4 separate regions of the Homo sapiens genome follow, and regions 1, 2 and 4 are each linked to region 3. The links are chromatin contacts, found by Hi-C or POLR2A ChIA-PET in ENCODE. All regions are on one chromosome and are shown on one strand. Each heading gives the region's core, a stretch centred on a gene start or an enhancer-like site at or near the end of the contact. The rest is flanking DNA. Distances are from core to core; before and after follow the strand shown.

Region 1 (4,595 bases), core at 1,184-3,683, 1.7 Mb before region 3:
TAGATATTCTTCTTGTAAGAATTAACCCTAAGGAAGTATTTAGAGGCAGACTATGTCTTAAATACAAAGCTGTTTCTCATAAAATCAGTTTAAAAACAGTATTTAGATTCAACATTTGTTACATGCATCCTATGAAATTCTGAAGTCATTAAGCCTATTGAAGAATACAAAAAAAAAAAAACATTTGGGGCGGGGCACGGTGGCTCACGCCTGTAATCCCCCAGCACTTTGGGAGGCCGAGGCGGGCAGATCACGAGGTCAGGCGATCGAGACCATCCTAGCTAACACGGTGAAACCCCGTCTCTACTAAAAATACAAAAAATTAGCCGGGCCTGGTGGCAGGGGCCTGTAGTCCCAACTACTGGGAAGGCTGAGGCAGGAGAATAGCGTGAACCCCGGAGGCAGAGCTTGCAGTGAGTCGAGATGGCGCCACTGCACTCCAGCCTGGGCGACAGAGTGAGACTCCGTCTCAAAAAAAAAAAAAAAAAAGGATGTTTTCTAAACACAAAATAAAAGACTATATGCAACATGATTTTAACTTGTTAGGGAGGGAAAAAGAAATAACAATGGTAACACTGTTTATAACTGGATGGTGAAATGACATATTTTTTTCTATTTTTCTTTATTTTCCAAATTTTCTACAATGAAACTATATTACTTTTAAAACCAAGTAACATTATCAAAGTCTTCTAAATCACATTTATGTAAAAAATATCGGGATTCAAACTAGACAATATAAATTATACATGTAGTCTTCATAAAGCTATACCAATAATTCGACTACGAAAAATAAGTAAGAGTAGCACTTAAGAAATGGATTCAAAGGTGGAAGTTGGAAAGAAAATATAGAAAAAGTTGAAGCTAGAATCTAGTTACCAAAATCTGAATTCTAAATAGAGACTAGAGACCATTTTTTCAAGAAGATTATCCCCAGGCCAGGCGCGGTGGCTCACATCTGTAATCCCAACACTTTGGGGGGAGCAGGGTGCGGATCACTTGAGCCCAGGAGTTCAAGACCAGCCTGGGGAACATAGTGAGACCTCATCTCTATAAAAGAAAGGAAAGAAAATTATCGCCAAAGTACCCAATCCCACATTTCTTTCATGACCGTCTGCCAAGGTCTCCTTCCCTATCCTACAAACCACCCAGCAGCAATTCAAAGAGAGTTTTGAAAAAGTAAGATAAACTACTACAATTAAGAAAAAAGCTATTCACCAGCTACAACCTCCTCCCAACCCTTCTCTCACTTGGGCATAAAGAGCCAAAAGCTTCTTAGAAGCAGCACTGCTGTCTCCCATCACCACTAAAATGTCTGAATTCCTGACGCTGCAAACAAAACTGCTTATTTTCTCTCCTTGTTATTAGCAGAGTTTTACCTGTCCTGAGGGAACCCTGGCACGCTGAACTAAAAGTCCTGATCCTCAGGGACCATGCCTTATTCCTCTTTGCAGATGCGTCCTAGTTACCAGCTAGCCCACTCAATACTAGTCTGATGAATAAATGAAGAATGAAGGCAGGCATGCATATTAAAGAAAAATATATTGTGTTTACCCATACAGTACTTTAAGAGTACCTGTTTGATGTTTGACAACCCTTTGTTTGCCTGTTATCAAAACAAGGCAGTGCCCCACATTTTAAAAAATAACAAAAATAAAAGCCCGCCTGGCCCCCCGATGCAGCTTAAAGTAAACAGTATCTTTGGATCATCTCTATCCCCAGCTACTGTTAAATGACCCGCAATTATGATGTTTTCTGACTCCGGGTCTCGGGCCTCCGGCTGGTATTCCTGCCCCTTTGCCAAGACCCCTAATCGACAGACGTTGCGAGACCTTTGTCTCGCTCCTCCCAGCAGCGGAACCCCCACCAACCCAGTTTCCTCCCGAAAACTCCCACCTGCCGGGGTGGGAGCGTCGGGCCAGGGGAGTTCGGGGCCCGGGGCCGCCTCTCAGCTCTGGAAAGTAAAAGTGGGCGTTTTCTCAGCTTTCAGTTAGTTTTTCCACCCGACCTTGACGCGGCCGGAGCTCCTGCCCCACTGGCCGCCCCCAGCCCCGCGGCCAGCCTGGCCCCGCGACCCGGCTCACCCTCGGGCAACTCCACGGTGCGCGCGCGGCGCAGCGAGCGCGTCAGGCGGTTGAGTTGCTCCATCGCTCTCTCCATCCTCGGCGCGCCCTCCGCGATCCTCCGCGATCAGCCGCCCCACCGGCGGCCTCCGCGCCCAGAGCCCTACATCTCGCCTGGGCCCGTCCAGCAGGCGGAGACGCGGGCTTGCCCCGGCTAGAGCACTGAGCTGCGAGGGCTGCCTGGGGCCACGTCCTGCGTCCGGGGGCCGGGCTGCTGCCGGACCGACCACCTACAGTACACCCGCCGCCGCCTCTGCTCGCGCCTTTCCTGCAGCCCCCGCCGCCGCGTCCCTCCCGGGCTCGCGTGGCCTTCTGGGAACTGTAGTTTCCAGCTGGCAGAACGGAGCGCCCTGGGCGGAGTCACGTTGGGGGCGCCCAGGCCACGCCAACGCGGGCGCAGGGCTGAGTATGCGGGAAGCCACGCAGCGACTGGGCGTACTCCTAAGCTTCTGGAAAGGCATTCTCACGCCCTGCTCCTCCTACCCTCCTCCAAAGTTGTACAGGAGCAGTTTCCTCCAATTCTATAACTTTACTATAAAACAGATTAGAAATTGGCACAATTGTTCTTAAATCCGTCACCACCTTTCTAGTACTGTATTAGTGCCTTTGTTTCAGGTACCCTACATGAACTGTTTTAAGTATGGTATTTTCATATGTCAAACTTAAAGAGTAATAAAATCAAACAAATCCAAAAGCATATTGTGCTTTTGTCTTCATTGTAAATAACTTGACAATAGCTTAATTAGTTGTTTTTCCTGCCGGGCGGCTTTATGAGGGCAGGGACATTTAATCTTGAACTGTGTTGTATCCCTGTACTTAACAAGGCACCTAGCACAAAGTTAAAGCTCTGGGGAAGATATGAATGATGACAACCTGAAAAAATTTTTTCATTTATTTGGTACAATGCTAAAGTGTCTATGTGATGACACAGCCTAGTGGGAAATCCAAAGGATTTGACTTTGTAAGTTACAAAAAATTTGGATACCTACATTGTGGAAGAAATGAACTCAGTGGCGAAAAATCATATTCATAAGCTCTGCACAGAAGTTGAACACTTGAAACAACAGAAGTTGGAACTTCAAAAAATTAACCCAATCAAAGGGGTAAATGTGAGCCTGGCTAACACCAATATATCTTGGATATATTACCAGTGCCAAGATGATGCTGGAGTGAGGGAGAAACAAAAGGCTTGTCTTTTTCAGCTTCTCTTCCTCAAAGAGACAAAGCTGTTCCTGAAATGAATGGGCACATGTACGTTGATGATGTATGTTGGCTGGCCAAGTGAAAGAGAGTCTCACCTGCCCATTCAGGATATGAAGGGGCAGATGGTGGTTGGCATGTGTTTTCCCTGCCAGTGCCGTCCTAAATCAGTTCCAGCTAGTGACCATTTGTGCCAGTGGTGCCACAGGCACGGGGAAGACCTCTGTAATCTTCACCTAATCAGATGATACCTAAACCAGTCTGGCAACAAGGTGGTAGAGGTCAAAGTTTCAAAAGAATACCAGAGGCTGGGCGCAGTGGCTCATGCCTGTAATCCCAGCACTTTGTGAGGCCAAGGCAGGCGGATCACTTGAGGTCAGGAGTTTGAGACCAGCCTGGCCAACATGGTAAAACCCTGTCTCTACTAAAAATATGTATATACAAAAATTAGCCGGGCGTGGTGGTGTGCCTCTGAAATCCCAGCTACTCGGGAGGCTTAGGCAGGAGAATCGCTTGAACCCGAGAGACAGAGGCTGCAGTGAGCTGAGATCCTGCCATTGCACTCCAGCCTGGGTGACAGAGCGAGACCCTGTCTCAAAAAAAAAGGAAAGGAAGAAAGAAATACCAGACGTTATGGACCAGTCTAGCCCAGGCTCAACCATTTGCAACCTGGCTTCAACTAAAAATGTTCCAGTCTTGCTTGGCCTCTTATGCTATTCAAAAAGTCAGGATTCCCACTGCTGTACAGAAGTTGGCCCCTCAGCTTCTCTCAGCTGCTGTTATCACCATTGCTCTCTAGGCTGTTGCTCCATATAAATTACCTCCAACGTCCTGTGAGGACCAAGCCTGGAGTTTGTGGGCAGGGGTAGGAGCCCCCAGCAGCCTCCATGGTGGGCATTGCATCTCATGCTGGTCACTGTTCACCACAGGAGCAGAAGATAATGGAACAGGTAATGCTGATGTGAATTGTCAGTTCCAAATTCTGCAATATGATGCCGTCTCCCAATAGCTCTGCTTCAAAATGTATAAAGCTGCAGTACTACTATCAGCTTATCACCTCCTGTCCAACAGAACTTTCTGCAATGATAGAAATATTCTATAATCTGCAATGTCCAAAATAGCATCCACTAACCAAATGGGGTTACTGGGTGCTTGAAATGTGGCTGGTGCAACTGAATTTTAAATTTGTATTAAAGTATAAGTAATGAAACTAATTAAGTTAAATAGCTGTATGTGCCTTGTGGTTACCGTATTAGACAGGGCAACTTATCACAC
Region 2 (4,748 bases), core at 1,881-4,380, 1.1 Mb before region 3:
GAATTGACCTTCATTATCTCAGGAAGGCTTTTGACATAAAAGAGAAAGAGAAGAAACTGATTACTTAAAGAGGAGAGAGAGCTGTAAAGAGAACTACGAGGATGAGCATCAGGCTTAAAGTGGCTTAATTTATAAACGGATAATTTAAAAATAGAATTGGAACATTAAGCCTTAATATGACCTATACTCCTCGCAATCCAGAAGTGAAGGTCAGTATTTAACCAAACCTCAGAGGTTAAGGAACATACACACACACACATATATACATATATATACACATATAAATATATGTGTATAAAATGTGTGTGTATATATATATTTAGAATCAAGATAAAATATATCCTGATATTATAAAATACTTACTCTAATAAGAAAAATGGCTAAAAACTAATGACCCTGAACAATCAAGGTTGAGTTTTGTGCCTCTTAAATCAAGAAAAATAGTGATAAAAAAGAGTTTTGTGCCTCTTGATACATATACAAACATACATACGTGTGTGTGTGTGTGTGTGTGTGTGTGTGTGTGTACACTATAAATACTGCCTAAAATGTTTAGGTCTGATCTCTAATGTACTGATCTCTAATGTACAGAGGAGTAGTATGGGGTAGAAAGTAGGGCATGGTGTTTGGAACCAAATATCCGAGGTTTGAGTTTTTGTTTAGCTGCTTGCCGTTTTCCTTGACCAAAATTTTCTGAGTTTCAATTTTCCTATTTTTGAAACTGTCGTGATAATAGAAAAGTGACAACTTGCGGTGTTCTGTAAAGTCTAGGCAAATTATATACCATCAGTAAACATTTTATCACTAGTTTTATAGCTCTCATTCAAATGCTTCCACGATCCCACCAAGATTCATGAATATCATCATCCCTTCAATTATTTAGTAGATGATAAAATGAGCATTAAGAAAAATCCCTTTGCATGAGCCAAGAATTCCTGGCTGTGCTGTTTATGTTTATTCACTGATTTTTCAATAATTAGGAGAGCAGGAATAACAAAAACACCAATAAAAAGAACTCAGCTTAGTAAAAGTAAGGTAGCCAGAAAACCAATTTCAATGTGTATTTTTATACCTCAGAAAAACCAATTCGCTTTGTAAATGGTGTGTCGGGACCATCCCTAAGGGTCATTGTCCTAGACCAATGGTATTAACTATCAGTCTATGTTCAGAACTGGAAATAGAAATACCTCCAGGTATTTGAAGAAGAAAAGGATTTAACTCAGGGAAATAGGCCCTTTAAAAATTACTGGAAGAGCTGTAGGCACCACTGAAATTTTTGAGTTTAAGGACAAACTGCTAGTGCTTCTTCAGCAGCTTCTTCAACACCCACCCTCCTCTCCACAGCTTTGTCAGCAGAAAAAAAAAAAAAAAAGGAAAAAACCAAAACTACAGATCATCTCTACTAATGCCTGTAGACAAAAGGATAGATGATGAGAACTTGCAATGTGTTACAAGATCAAATGTTCAAGGTGTAAGGGATGAGCTCATGATAGTTGGGTTTTAGCTCCTGAGGCTGATAGGGCTGTTTTGTGTTCAGGTGATCAGGAAAAACAAACAGAGTCACTTTCTTCATTTATGAACCTGCAAACCAGAGACTCTAAGGTTTGATATAAACATTCTGCCTAGTCAGTATATAATGTTGACAAAGATGAAAAAAATGTTAAGCCAGAGATAAAACAAAAATATTTTTACCACTATAGAGAGAAACAAAGGAATAATCATTTAACCGCCATTTTCCCCTTACATTATAGGAATTTCCATACCAGCAATTTTGGTGGCCATTAAAGTGAAGTTGAGGGAACTGGATAGAAGAGAATTACCCTGACTTTACACTGGAAAGTACCCTTAGCATTGTTCTAGATGGTGACCTAGAGAGTGCCTGATTCATGCAGCTTTATGTGAGTTGAAATTGAAAGTTGGCTCTGAAATCACAAGTTTTACAAAATTCACTCAATGGAATCTTAAATGATAATAGCAAAAATTTCTCTGCATCTTTTGCATAGATGTTTCCTATAATTTTAGTGTCAAGACATATGTTCTAATAATGTTTCTTCACTGGTATCCTCTCCCCTGAAGTTTGACACTCTTGTACTTAGTTTTCCTCCTGGAGTCCCAGGCAAATAATTACTATTTTTTTTTTTTTTGGTTGGCAGACGTTATTTGAACTGCCATCCCTATTATGAGATTCAGGTGAGAACAGGCTTGGGCAGGGAGGGAAGCACATACGTGCATAAATGTGCCATATCGCCATGTTCTTGTTGCAAATCCTTTAAGTGACGGCAACGGAGCCAAGGACTGACTGGGAGGTCAGTCACACACCCTCACAATCTGGTGCACTGGCATCCGTTGTGCTCAGAGTGGTTTGTTTCTGACAGTTACGGCAGCTGGATCAACACTTATTTTTTCATAATGACTCAGATCTTCATGTTCTGTTGCTTTGGGGTAATACCTATGACAAATATTAGGATGTGATGGTGCTGGGCTAGGAAGAGTGGACGTGACAACGAGCACTCACTCTAGGACGTAGTATCTGAAGGCTTCAACTCTGAAAGTCTAGTGACTCAGCTACTCAAAATCCTACATGTCACATTTCTATAAACATCCAACATCTGCTCCTATAATATATATGAGGGGATGTCATAAAAGTTGGATTTTATGACAAAAGTTTTGTTGTCTAGAGAGTCTCTCTGATGAAACCGTGAGGCATAGTTGTGATCAGTTTTAAGAACAGATGGCATTTTTGTTGGTTGTTCACATCTGTTGAGACTTAATGATATGCTAGGCACCCCCCTATAGGTTTATGTAGGACAACTCTACGAGGTAGGCAGTATTATTATTATTATTACCATTTTATAATGGAAATGGACACACAGAAGGGTTAAGTAATTTGTCCAAGGTCAAACAGCTTCAACAGAATCATCTAAATCCCAGAAATTGGGATCAGGTTCCTCTGTGGGACTTCTGTTCATGTTACCTTCATCATTCTGGTCACTCAGCCTCAAAACGTTAGATCTTGGAGGGACCTGAGAAGTTATAGAGGAACACATTCATTGTAGGGATGAGGAAAACAAAGCTAAGAGAGCATTAAATATCTGTCCTGAGGATCTACAACTGGATTGTGGCAAAACCAAGACTAGCCAATGTTGTTTTTGTCTCTTACATCACACTCTGGCTTTTCTCTGCCCATTGTTCTTTATTGCTAATGAATCACCAGTCTTATTCACTTCCTTCTTAACTTTTCTGATCTCTGCCCCTTCCTTCCTATCCCCCAATTCAGGTTCTGGTTACTCTTTGCCTGGACAACTACAGCAGTCCTGTGGCTTCAGGACTGCCCATCTTTTTTTTTTTTTCCAAGTAGATTGAAATTGGAGCAAAAGTAATTAGTAATTATAAAATCACCTTTTAAGAAATGTTATATTTATTCCATTCAGTCATTTCTCAAATGTTGCCAAATTTCTCCTTTGTAATTGCTAATTGTTATTTTAAAAACGTCCACCTTAAACATTATTAGTGCTTAGCTCTCCCTTGTAATTAGATGCAATTATCAGAACATAGTTTATATTAACCTGGGTTTGTGTGTTGTGCTGTGTGAGCCATACTTCCTACTGACTTGTTCCTGTCCCCGATAAAAATTCCTTCCTTTATTTTCGCATAATCTTAAAATTTTTTTTAAAAAGAAAGCATGTTCATTATAGAAAAACCCAGTGCATATAAATAATTACAGAAGAAAAATCTCAAAACACTTAGACTCTTATTCATCCAAATCAAGGTTAACACATTGCTGTGTATTATTTCTCTTTTATGTGTAGATTTTTCTTTTTTAATGTGCAAATTTAGGAAAAGAACTAATATTCCTCTTTGTTAAAATGTGGATAATAATACCTCTATCACAAATTTCTTGGAAGAATAACATGAGAATATATATGAATGACATGGACAGGAGGCAGGGAAATACTGGGTAGAAGAGGGTGGTTCCTCGGCAAAGGCACCACCCTCAAGCCTGGAAACCTGTGGCCCTAAATGGGAATGGGCATTCCTGTTTTTGTGTCCAAATGTTGCCTTTTGGCCTGCCACACCCCCCCATCCTGTACCTATATAAACCCCAAACCCCAGGCTCCACAAGCAGAAGAGCAAAGGAGCAAAACAGTGGCAGAGTGGCACAGCAGAGAAGGAAAGAACAGAAAGAGCGTCTGAATGTCGAGAGGAGTTCGGCTGGGAACAGAGAGGAGATTGGTCACAGGACAGCCAAACTCCAGGGGAGGATTATCTTCCCACTCCATCCCCTTTCCAGCTCCCCATCCATCCCACTGAGAGCCACCCCCATCACTCAGTAAAATCCTCACATTCACCATTCTTCAAGTCCATGTGACCTGATTCTTTCTGGATGCTGGATAAGGAGTCGAGTACCAAGAGGGCAGAGGGCAGGGTGTAAAAGGCTGTCACCCTGACCCTCCGCTAAGCTGGTTTAACACTCAGCTGTCCGTGGATGGCAACTGCTAAAAGAATATTAATTGTAACACACCCTTAGATGCTACCATGGGGCCAGAGCCCAAAAACGCTTGCCCTGACTCCTGCACCTGCCCGTCTGCATGCTACCCCTCCCATAAGGCATTTCAGTGCATGGTGACCCGAGCAAATGAGCCACACCCTTATTGCAATTTCTCCAAGGGGATTGGGGAACTCTCCCATTCTATGAATATACTTGGCACGTAGAAATTGCCCAACATATGGTAGATATGAGCTGTTTT
Region 3 (4,883 bases), core at 1-2,500:
ACGTACTCAATAAATTAGTTCATCCCTCATCCCTAGAGTTTCTTGGCTATATAATCTTCCGATCCCTCATATGCAAGCAAAACACCCATTAAAAATAGTTGGTAGTGTACTTAGGACTATTTAAAAATAGTTTCATTAAAAAACAAATGTGGCAGAGAATGGTGGCTCATGCCTGTAATCCCAGCACTTGGGGAGGCCAAGATGGGAGGATTGCTTGAAGCCAGGAGTTTGAGACCAGCCTGGGTGACATAGACCCCATTCTACAAAAAAATAAAAATAAAAAAATTAGTTGGGTGTGTGATATGTGCCTGTAGTCCCAGCTACCTGGGAGGCTGAAGCAGGAGGATTGCCTGAGCCCAGGAGTTCGAGGCTGCAGCAATCTATGATCACACTGCTGTACTCCAGTCTTGGCGACAGAGCAAGACCTTGTCTTAAAAACACATGTGTGCGCACACACACACACACATACACACACACACACACCACACTCCAAATGTTATATATCAGGGAGATGTTGGCTTTTCATAGTTTTATAATTAATTGGTTTGTGTGTTCACTTTTTAAAACTAGGTCAATAACTTTATCTTCCTGCTTTTTCCTCACAGCCCTGCCAAGCCCAAACATGTGGAACTAAATCTTAAAACCCCTAAGAATCTTGACAGTTTGGGAAATGAGCACAATCCATTTAGCCAGCCAGTTCACAAAGGCAACACTGCCACCAAAATCTCCTTATTTGAAAACAAACGGACAAACAGTAGCCCAAGACACACTGACATTCGAGGCCAAAGGAATACTCCTGCCTCTAGTAAAACGTTTGTTGGGAGGGCAAAGCTGAATTTAGCCAAAAAAGCCAAAGAAATGGAGCAACCTGAAAAGAAAGTAATGCCAAACAGTCCCCAGAATGGTGTGCTGGTTAAGGAAACTGCTATAGAAACCAAAGTTACCGTCTCGGAAGAAGAGATTCTGCCAGCAACCAGAGGAATGAATGGAGACTCTTCTGAGAATCAAGCTCTTGGTCCTCAGCCTAACCAAGATGATAAAGCAGATGTACAAACAGATGCTGGCTGCCTTTCAGAACCAGTGGCTTCTGCTCTGATTCCTGTCAAGGATCATAAGCTCTTAGAGAAGGAGGACTCAGAGGCTGCAGACAGCAAAAGCCTTGTACTTGAAAATGTAACCGATACAGCACAAGACATCCCCACCACTGTGGATACCAAAGATTTACCTCCAACGGCCATGCCAAAGCCACAGCATACATTTTCTGACTCACAGTCCCCTGCTGAGTCATCTCCTGGGCCTTCTCTTTCACTGTCTGCACCCGCTCCTGGGGATGTTCCCAAAGACACATGTGTTCAATCACCCATAAGCAGTTTCCCATGCACTGATCTAAAAGTGTCAGAAAACCATAAAGGATGTGTTTTGCCTGTGTCTCGTCAGAACAATGAGAAAATGCCACTTTTAGAACTTGGAGGAGAAACAACCCCTCCTTTGTCCACAGAGCGTAGTCCAGAAGCTGTGGGAAGTGAGTGTCCATCCAGAGTCCTCGTCCAGGTCAGGTCCTTCGTGCTCCCCGTGGAGAGCACCCAGGATGTGAGCTCCCAGGTCATCCCAGAGAGCTCTGAAGTTAGAGAAGTGCAGTTGCCAACTTGTCACAGTAATGAACCTGAAGTGGTTTCCGTTGCAAGTTGTGCTCCCCCACAAGAGGAAGTACTGGGCAATGAACACTCTCATTGCACAGCAGAGCTCGCGGCAAAATCTGGCCCACAAGTCATACCGCCAGCATCAGAGAAAACTCTGCCTATTCAGGCTCAAAGTCAGGGCAGCAGAACACCCCTGATGGCTGAATCCAGTCCCACCAACTCTCCCAGCAGCGGAAATCACTTAGCCACTCCTCAAAGGCCAGATCAGACTGTTACAAATGGCCAGGATAGCCCTGCCAGCCTTTTGAACATTTCTGCTGGTAGTGATGATAGTGTATTTGATTCTTCTTCTGATATGGAAAAATTCACTGAAATTATAAAACAGATGGATAGCGCAGTTTGTATGCCCATGAAAAGAAAGAAGGCCAGGATGCCAAACTCTCCTGCTCCTCACTTTGCCATGCCTCCTATTCACGAAGACCATTTAGAAAAGGTGTTTGATCCCAAAGTGTTTACCTTTGGTTTGGGGAAGAAGAAGGAAAGTCAGCCAGAAATGTCACCGGCTTTACATTTGATGCAGAACCTTGACACAAAATCCAAACTGAGACCCAAACGTGCATCTGCTGAACAGAGCGTCCTCTTCAAGTCCCTGCACACCAACACTAATGGGAACAGTGAGCCTCTGGTGATGCCGGAAATCAATGACAAAGAGAACAGGGACGTCACAAATGGTGGCATTAAGAGATCGAGACTAGAAAAAAGTGCACTTTTCTCAAGCTTGTTATCTTCTTTACCACAAGACAAAATCTTTTCTCCTTCTGTGACATCAGTCAACACTATGACCACGGCTTTCAGTACTTCTCAGAACGGTTCCCTATCTCAGTCTTCAGTGTCACAGCCCACGACTGAGGGTGCCCCGCCCTGTGGTTTGAACAAAGAACAGTCAAATCTTCTGCCCGACAACTCCTTAAAGGTCTTCAATTTCAACTCGTCAAGTACATCACACTCCAGTTTGAAAAGTCCAAGCCACATGGAAAAATACCCGCAAAAAGAGAAAACCAAAGAAGATCTGGATTCACGAAGCAACCTACACTTGCCAGAAACTAAATTTTCTGAATTGTCAAAACTGAAGAATGATGATATGGAAAAGGCTAATCATATTGAAAGTGTTATTAAATCAAACTTGCCAAACTGTGCAAACAGTGACACCGACTTCATGGGTCTTTTCAAATCAAGCCGGTATGACCCAAGCATTTCTTTTTCTGGAATGTCATTATCAGACACAATGGTAAGTAGCAATGTGTTATTATTTATTTGGGGTATTTTTAAAGCAAGGGAAGAGAAGGATGATGAGCAACTCATGTTATTCTTTTAGAAATGGTTAAGCTTATGTGCTATAGTTTTTATTCATTCATCACATATTTGAAAACCTGCAATGTACAAGGGACCGTTAGAGTGCAAGAAAAAAATGTACTAAGAGTCTTCACTGAAGGCATCTGTAGTCTTGCAGGGAGATAAAGCTACAAATGCTCTAAGGCACATGATCTTTTTTTTTTTTTTTTTTTTTTTTTGAGACAGAGTCTCGCTCTGTCGCCCAGGCTGGAGTGCAGTGGTGCAATCTCAGCTCACTGCAACCTCCACCTCCTGGGTTCAAGCGATTCTTCTGCCTCGGCTTCCCTAGTAGCAGGGAATGCAGGCGCGTGCCACCACGCCTGGCTAATTTTTGTATTTTTAGTAAAGACTGAAAATACAAATACGGGGGTTTTACCATATTGGCTGGGCTGGTCTCGAACTCCTGACCTCGTGATCCATCTGCCTCGGCCTCCCAGAGTGTTGCGATTACAGGTGTGAGCCATCCTGACTGGCTGGCAATAAATCTTTTAAGGCACATGTGAATTTATATGTTGTATTATGAAAGGTATAGGTAAGCTTTTAGAGTTCAGAGACAGATGAGTTGCTTTTTCTTACCTATTCTATGTAAAAATGCTCAGTGCTATACTTAGAATTTTGAAGATTTGTGAAGGAGCTTCCTCTATTTGGGAAGTCCCCAGCCAGGGAAACTTTTTCTTAATCCTTCTCTCTGTGAGATTCACTCTTTGTTCCCATAAGTAGCAATAGGTGTTTATCCTATGCAATTGAGACAGTATTTTGTCTTTATTGGGAATTAGTTTTCATTAGGGAAATATTTTTTTTACCCTGCAAAGCTGTGGGGAATAAAGAATTTTGGTTTTCATTGGATCTTTTCTTAAATATTAGAGAGAAGACAGCAAAACATGATTTTGGGGAATAATTTTGATTTCTGCATCTTCTTTTATCTCACTTCAGAAGATGTTTACTTTACTCGGTTTTTGATGTGAATTGCGCCTTTTTGTTACCAAGCTTATTTAAGGTGAGAAAGGACTATGAGAGAGGAAGGTGGAATATATGTTTAGTGATCAGCTCTGCCAGGCTAGAAACCTGAGTAGGGTTTGTATTCTGGTGGTCCATCCTGTGAACCCGGCTGTCTGGCAAGTGTGGACCTCAATCCAACACAGTTTATCTAGGCAGAAAATACCTTGCACCTTTCCTCGTCTGTACAGGGTACTGCAGCATGGTTCAATGTATTGTATTGGCTTTTACTACAATCCTGTCAGAGAATGTGATGTTGCAAGCTCTTTCAAAATATATGGTTGGGTTTCCAGCAGAGGTGCAGATCCCTTTTTCATGTGATTTCATAAACTTTCATAAAGTTTGGGTTTCAGATGTTTGGTGTTAGGACCCTTTATGTTTAAAAATGATTGAGAACCCCAACGAGCTTTTGTTTGTATGGGTTCTGCCTATCAGAATTTATTATATTATAAATAATTGCTGAGAAAATTGTAAAACACCAGAAAGTAGAAGTGCACACTGCACCAGTGCTCAGAGCAACGATGTCATCACACATCATGGAGCCTTGTACTCCGCTGGACATTTGAGACAGAGATGAAAAAGGCAGGTGACCTCTTCTTATTATGAAAATAGTTTTGACCCCATGGACTACCTGAAAGTATCTTGGAGACCCCCGCAGTGGCCTCTGAACCACATTTTGAGAACCACTGCTATAAACAAATAAGACTGAATCAGCCTATGGTACTCAGAAATCATAAAATTCTAACTATTTCTATTAATAGTTATATAATAGAAATATTAACTATTTCTCTCAAGCACAAAATTTCCACTGGTCCACTTCCCATTCATTACTACTTTGTTCTTTTTAATTGTTCT
Region 4 (4,478 bases), core at 1,728-4,227, 1.0 Mb before region 3:
AGTTGACCTTATTATTTTTATCTGCATGTCTTGACCTATAGCGGGCTTAAAATGTCATTATCAACCTAATGGAAATACAGATTTTTCATTTTTTTCCCTTTCTCTGCCTTCTCTTTTTTCTTTTCTTTTCTTTTTTTTTTTTGGTATGCATATGTATCATAATACTCTTTGGGTTAATCAGGTCCCATAGTGGACCTCGACAATACCTGAGGGGATCCTAAGTCATCAGAATATAGGGGGTGTGAGTGGTCTCCCTTTATTTCTGGAATGCTTGCTTTCTTCGGAAATCATGAAGACATCTTTATTTGAAGCCTTGTTCATCCTTTAAATTGACTCGCAGATTTGCTATTATCTAGAGCGTCTTGAAAGGTGTTGTGCGTATCTGACAAATGGCCTCATTATTCATTAACTTTCACTTTGATATACATATTTTTTAAGTTTTTTTCTCTTTTCTTGCTTTTAAAAATTGGATGTGTCAAACATGCCCCGACTGCTTTAGCACTGTCTATCTGTCTGGTGAAGGAGTGCTGGAAAATTCACATTTAAACAGCATCTCCACAAGTTCTTAATGATGTGCTGAAAGGCAGCTGGCCCAAGTCCAAGTCTGGGGTTTCACTGCTCAGGAAGGTCAGTTTAGTCCTAAGGGGAAGGAAAGAAAAAAAAAAAAAAACCCAAAAGACCCAAAACCAACTATAATCTGTATATCCCGTAAAAGAAAAATTACAAATTCTGATGTAATACTTAAAATTATTATTTCTTAATTCCAAAGTAACTGCTTTTATGACCAGCAAACTCCCAATGGTTAAAATTATTAGCTCAAGACATTTTGCTTTAGTTTAGACAAAAACCTCTAAGTGGCCTACTTTCATTTTCAGTTGGTTGAACAGTTTGTGGTTATATTTGAAATACTTTTTAAAAATGGTCTTGGGTAGGGAGTCAAATTAAAAAACCAAAAAATGCCAAACCTCAGTTTTTGAAAACTGTTTTCCTGAAGACCTGTCTAATCATTCCAATAAGGACACAAAGACATCGACCAATCACATAAATTCCTTATAGTCTCAAAAGCAACAGAAGGCCCCCCCCCCCACTCCCCTCCTCCAATGCAGGCAAGTTTTACATTATTTCTTAGATTAGCTACACATCTTGTTTTTCATGAATTTTAAAAACACATTTATGCCTCTCTGAGGCAGGAAGAATGGGAGTTAACAGCTCAGAAGGAAAATCATAGTGACATTGGACCACATGCCATCTGACGAGGGGATTACTTATAGATGATGTGTGTTCTCTAGTTATCCCTCAAACTCCCCTTGGACGATTAACTGTCTGGTTGGGAGGTGAAGGCTAAGACAGACAGATTAATAAACAGCTTTTCTTCACAACCAAGTCATTTGTTGAATAAAATCTATGGGAAAGCTGATGCCATAAAAGAAGTTAGATAGCATCACCATGGCATTATCGCCCTGGTTATCCCTGAACTCTGGAGACTTAATAATCTTCAAATAAGTAGTATTTAAACAAATCCCCTTTCAAAAGAAATGAAAAACTGGAGAGTTTATTTAATAACCACCACAAACATGAAGTGGTATAAAAAACTCTGCTTTCATGATTTAATTTTGATAACAACCAAATGTGCTGAGTAAGTCTTCAAGTCCCAAAGTTCAGCATTTTTTTTTTCTATTTTCCACTGCTTAATCTATTAAGAAAAACTAACAAAAATGATTGCTGCTGCTTTTGGATCTTTGAGCGTAATTCATCTTGTTTGTTTAATGCACGGTGAAGAAAGCTGGTTAATGGAGGTTAATCAGCTTGGAACCTGCTCAAGGACAGCACGTTGAGGTTTGAGAAGGGTGCCCTATGCCATCACAGCAGTGCAAAATGCAACAAAAAACGTCTTGCAGCTCTCTGTTCAAAGAGTCATTGCATGATAAAAGAGAAGGCTACAGTCTGACTCATGATGTACTGAAATAATCTGATATCTCTGTTTGGCTTCTCTAAGAGCAGAATTTCATGGAGTCTGGGATCATTCTGAGGGGCATCCATTAAAATGTGAGTGTGAGTTTTGCTTTTTTTTTGGTCTGTGTGCAGATTTCTATACAGTTATATTCCTTATTCTTCTTTTGGGTTACAGGCCCCTTTGAGAATCTGATAAAAGCTATAAAATCCAGAAGAATGCACACACACAGAAGTTACACATCTTGTTAGGGAGCTCCACCAAGTCCCTGAAGCCTGTCTGTGAACCCCCTGTTGCACGTACAGACAAGACCTTGTCTGATTGATGAATTCATCTTGCATTTTTATAACCTTTCCAGGCTGCCTGCATTTTATTGGTGCTTTTTGGCAAGGGAGCCAAGACTCCTAAAAAAATCTACAAGCATGAGATTCCTTGAAATGGAGAGGTAACAAACAAAGAAAGGAACAAAGTTAAAAGCCCGAGAACCCCTAAGATTTCATTCCTTCAGGAAAATCTGTGTCATAAATCACTTCTCCAGGTGTCTATATTTGACTCTTAGTTGTTTGTGTGGGAGTCCTTCCCTTCACTTTGCTGCCTCCACCTGCTTTCTCCCTTCCTTCTCACCGACCCCAGCACAGGCACAGTGTTACCTGTTCTGTTCTGTTCTGCACCAGTGGGACAATGTTGCCAACTGCCTTCTCATCTAATTTGTGAAACCAGGTCTCTTTCCTCCAACATATACAATCTTGTGTCACAGGATATCTTCCTCTTTCTTTGGAAAAGATATCTTCAAGAAGATAAGTTCTGAACTCAATAAATATTTTCCTTTCTCAAACTAGTGATAGATATAGCCCATTGACTCATTTCAAATGCCAGAGATTGCACTTGTTTTCATCAGTACGAGTTTGCCCTTTATGCCTGTGAGGAGCTAAGTATAAGCCAGTTTCACACACCCCTCCCCTTTTAATTCAGCGCCTTGTCCATATCTCCACACCCCAAAATGAGCAGTGTCTGTACGATCTTACTGGCTCTTAACCTGAGGAAGAGAGACCTGTGGTCATCTCCTATTTAAATGTTTTCTCTTTAAGTGCAGTTTTCCAATATTCCACTAGTTGGGGCTCTATACAAAGGAAAGAAAAAGAAGGGGTTCCTGCAGAATTATTTACTAAGAAAACACAATATATGATACCGCTAAACTATTTTCTGAGGCCCTGGAAATAAGCGCGTTAATTTAATTTTTGTTCCTATATACCAACCATGAAGTTGTATTATATCGCTATATCAGACGTGCTTGCTTTGCTTACATTGGTTAGAGAAGTAAAACCAAGATTATCGCTTTTGATATGATTTGCAGGTAACCAGCTTACCCATTGCGTAGTTATTACAAAATATGAAATTATAAAGTGCGCAATGGAACATTTGCTACGCAAGTGGTAAGACCATCTTCTTTGTAAGATTTTTCTAGGACAGTCATCTTTTAAACCCTTGTTGTTTGATTGAAAGTCTTTCCAGTCTTGAGAATTTGATTTCTGTGTCAGCCTAGGACCAGAGTTTGGACAAGATGATCTAATATCGGTTCCCTCATGAACCGCTGGGAAACTGACTTGGTCCATGCTAACATTTGCTTCTCTCTCTCAGCTTTTACTTACTTTGTGTCAGGTTGAAAGATTACCTCGGACAGTCACAAATAATCCAAGTCTCCCAGTGCTTTGCTTACCCTTGCTTGTTGTAGGTTTGTTTATCCTGTCTTTCTCCACCTCCCCGGAGATCCTTTGGCAAATCTGATAAACAATTCCTTTTTCTTGCTCAAGGCAGAAAGTCCAATCGAATACAATGGGAGGCCAGACTTGGCTGAAATGCAGGCTGCAGGTGTTCTCAGCATTGTGGTCATCTAAACCAGATGCTGGGGGAGTTGAAGCACCTGCTTCCCTTCTCTGTGTACACTCCGGAGACTACCACTCCTGGGTAGGCTGGGCCAGAGAACCAGGCTGAAGTGAGCGACGTACATACTGCAGCATCCTTTTGACAGATAAAATGAGTTGCTCTAGAAACAATTTCTCAAAATTCCCCTTTAAGTCCTCAAACACATACAGGTTGATCTGCTATTCTCTCTCTCCCTTCCCTGATATGACACCACTATTCCTTCAACACACACACACACACATACACACACACACCTGACAACAGAGCCTGCTTCAAGCAGATACTCAGAGACTCAGAGGCAACTTTATTTTTCCCCGGATTATCTAGGAAGAAAAGACTGGCTGTGGACAAGATGGTGATGACTTTTATGGTTCCGATAACAATGAGACAGATGCCAAAAGGCTTGCATAGCCTCAAATTTTATGAACATTTCTATAGGTGTCATAAATCTCTGAACAATCCAGAGAGAACATTAAATCTTCTATCTTGAATGTTGAAGATTAATAAGAGTTCAGGGGAGAAATTGGTCCTGAGGCAAGGTGACTATGTTATAAGCAGCTGCAGAGGTTGGCTCTGGTATTTTCATTAAGATGATTCTAAGTTG

Evidence for each region. Hi-C counts contacts between places; a loop is a spot of excess contacts on that map. ChIA-PET counts read pairs that join two places held with the same protein, here RNA polymerase II (POLR2A). Pooled maps may share reads with other maps.
Region 1: a loop to region 3 is called in a map of CD4-positive, alpha-beta T cell, with 7 times the contacts of the local background. The contact joins the promoter of HACE1 here to the enhancer-like site in region 3. A Hi-C loop is called at or near these places in 2 of 168 maps with a recorded cell type or tissue (CD4-positive, alpha-beta T cell and naive thymus-derived CD4-positive, alpha-beta T cell), 1 of 37 single-sample maps with no recorded cell type and 7 of 50 pooled maps. POLR2A ChIA-PET finds 5 or more read pairs at or near these places in 2 of 52 experiments (activated CD8-positive, alpha-beta memory T cell and naive thymus-derived CD4-positive, alpha-beta T cell).
Region 2: a map with no recorded cell type shows a loop between it and region 3 (8-fold over the local background). The contact joins two enhancer-like sites. A Hi-C loop is called at or near these places in 11 of 37 single-sample maps with no recorded cell type and 3 of 50 pooled maps. POLR2A ChIA-PET finds 5 or more read pairs at or near these places in 1 of 52 experiments (GM12878).
Region 4: a loop to region 3 is called in a map of GM12878, with 8 times the contacts of the local background. The contact joins two enhancer-like sites. A Hi-C loop is called at or near these places in 2 of 168 maps with a recorded cell type or tissue (GM12878 and upper lobe of right lung), 6 of 37 single-sample maps with no recorded cell type and 5 of 50 pooled maps. POLR2A ChIA-PET finds 5 or more read pairs at or near these places in 1 of 52 experiments (T-cell).

Annotation. Positions count from the first base shown.
Region 1 is chr6:104,857,486-104,862,080 of GRCh38, forward strand. HACE1 (HECT domain and ankyrin repeat containing E3 ubiquitin protein ligase 1) reads right to left here and starts at 2,434. Exons shown (of 24, transcript NM_020771.4): 1 at 2,082-2,434. The coding sequence starts at 2,157. It also overlaps the pseudogene LOC100422315. RefSeq lists a silencer at 1,863-2,492 and enhancers at 2,115-2,614, 2,229-2,523.
Region 2 is chr6:105,456,886-105,461,633 of GRCh38, forward strand. It overlaps LOC105377921 (a long non-coding RNA gene), which reads left to right. Exons shown (of 2, transcript XR_942832.3): 1 at 1-209. Among named protein-coding and RNA genes, the nearest start is that of PREP, 56 kb to the left of the region's middle. RefSeq lists enhancers at 2,322-2,591, 2,602-2,661. Within about 2 kb of position 3,131, at least 5 of the 41 ENCODE cell types and tissues checked have a DNase peak (open chromatin) inside an H3K27ac peak, as active enhancers do.
Region 3 is chr6:106,518,526-106,523,408 of GRCh38, forward strand. It overlaps CRYBG1 (crystallin beta-gamma domain containing 1), which reads left to right. Exons shown (of 22, transcript NM_001371242.2): 4 at 606-2,928. Among named protein-coding and RNA genes, the nearest start is that of RTN4IP1, 110 kb to the right of the region's middle. RefSeq lists enhancers at 740-1,939, 1,162-1,651, 2,392-2,441. Within about 2 kb of position 1,251, at least 24 of the 41 ENCODE cell types and tissues checked have a DNase peak (open chromatin) inside an H3K27ac peak, as active enhancers do; they include CD4-positive, alpha-beta T cell, where a contact is called at or near this core.
Region 4 is chr6:105,481,819-105,486,296 of GRCh38, forward strand. No RefSeq gene overlaps it. Among named protein-coding and RNA genes, the nearest start is that of PREP, 81 kb to the left of the region's middle. Within about 2 kb of position 2,978, at least 3 of the 41 ENCODE cell types and tissues checked have a DNase peak (open chromatin) inside an H3K27ac peak, as active enhancers do.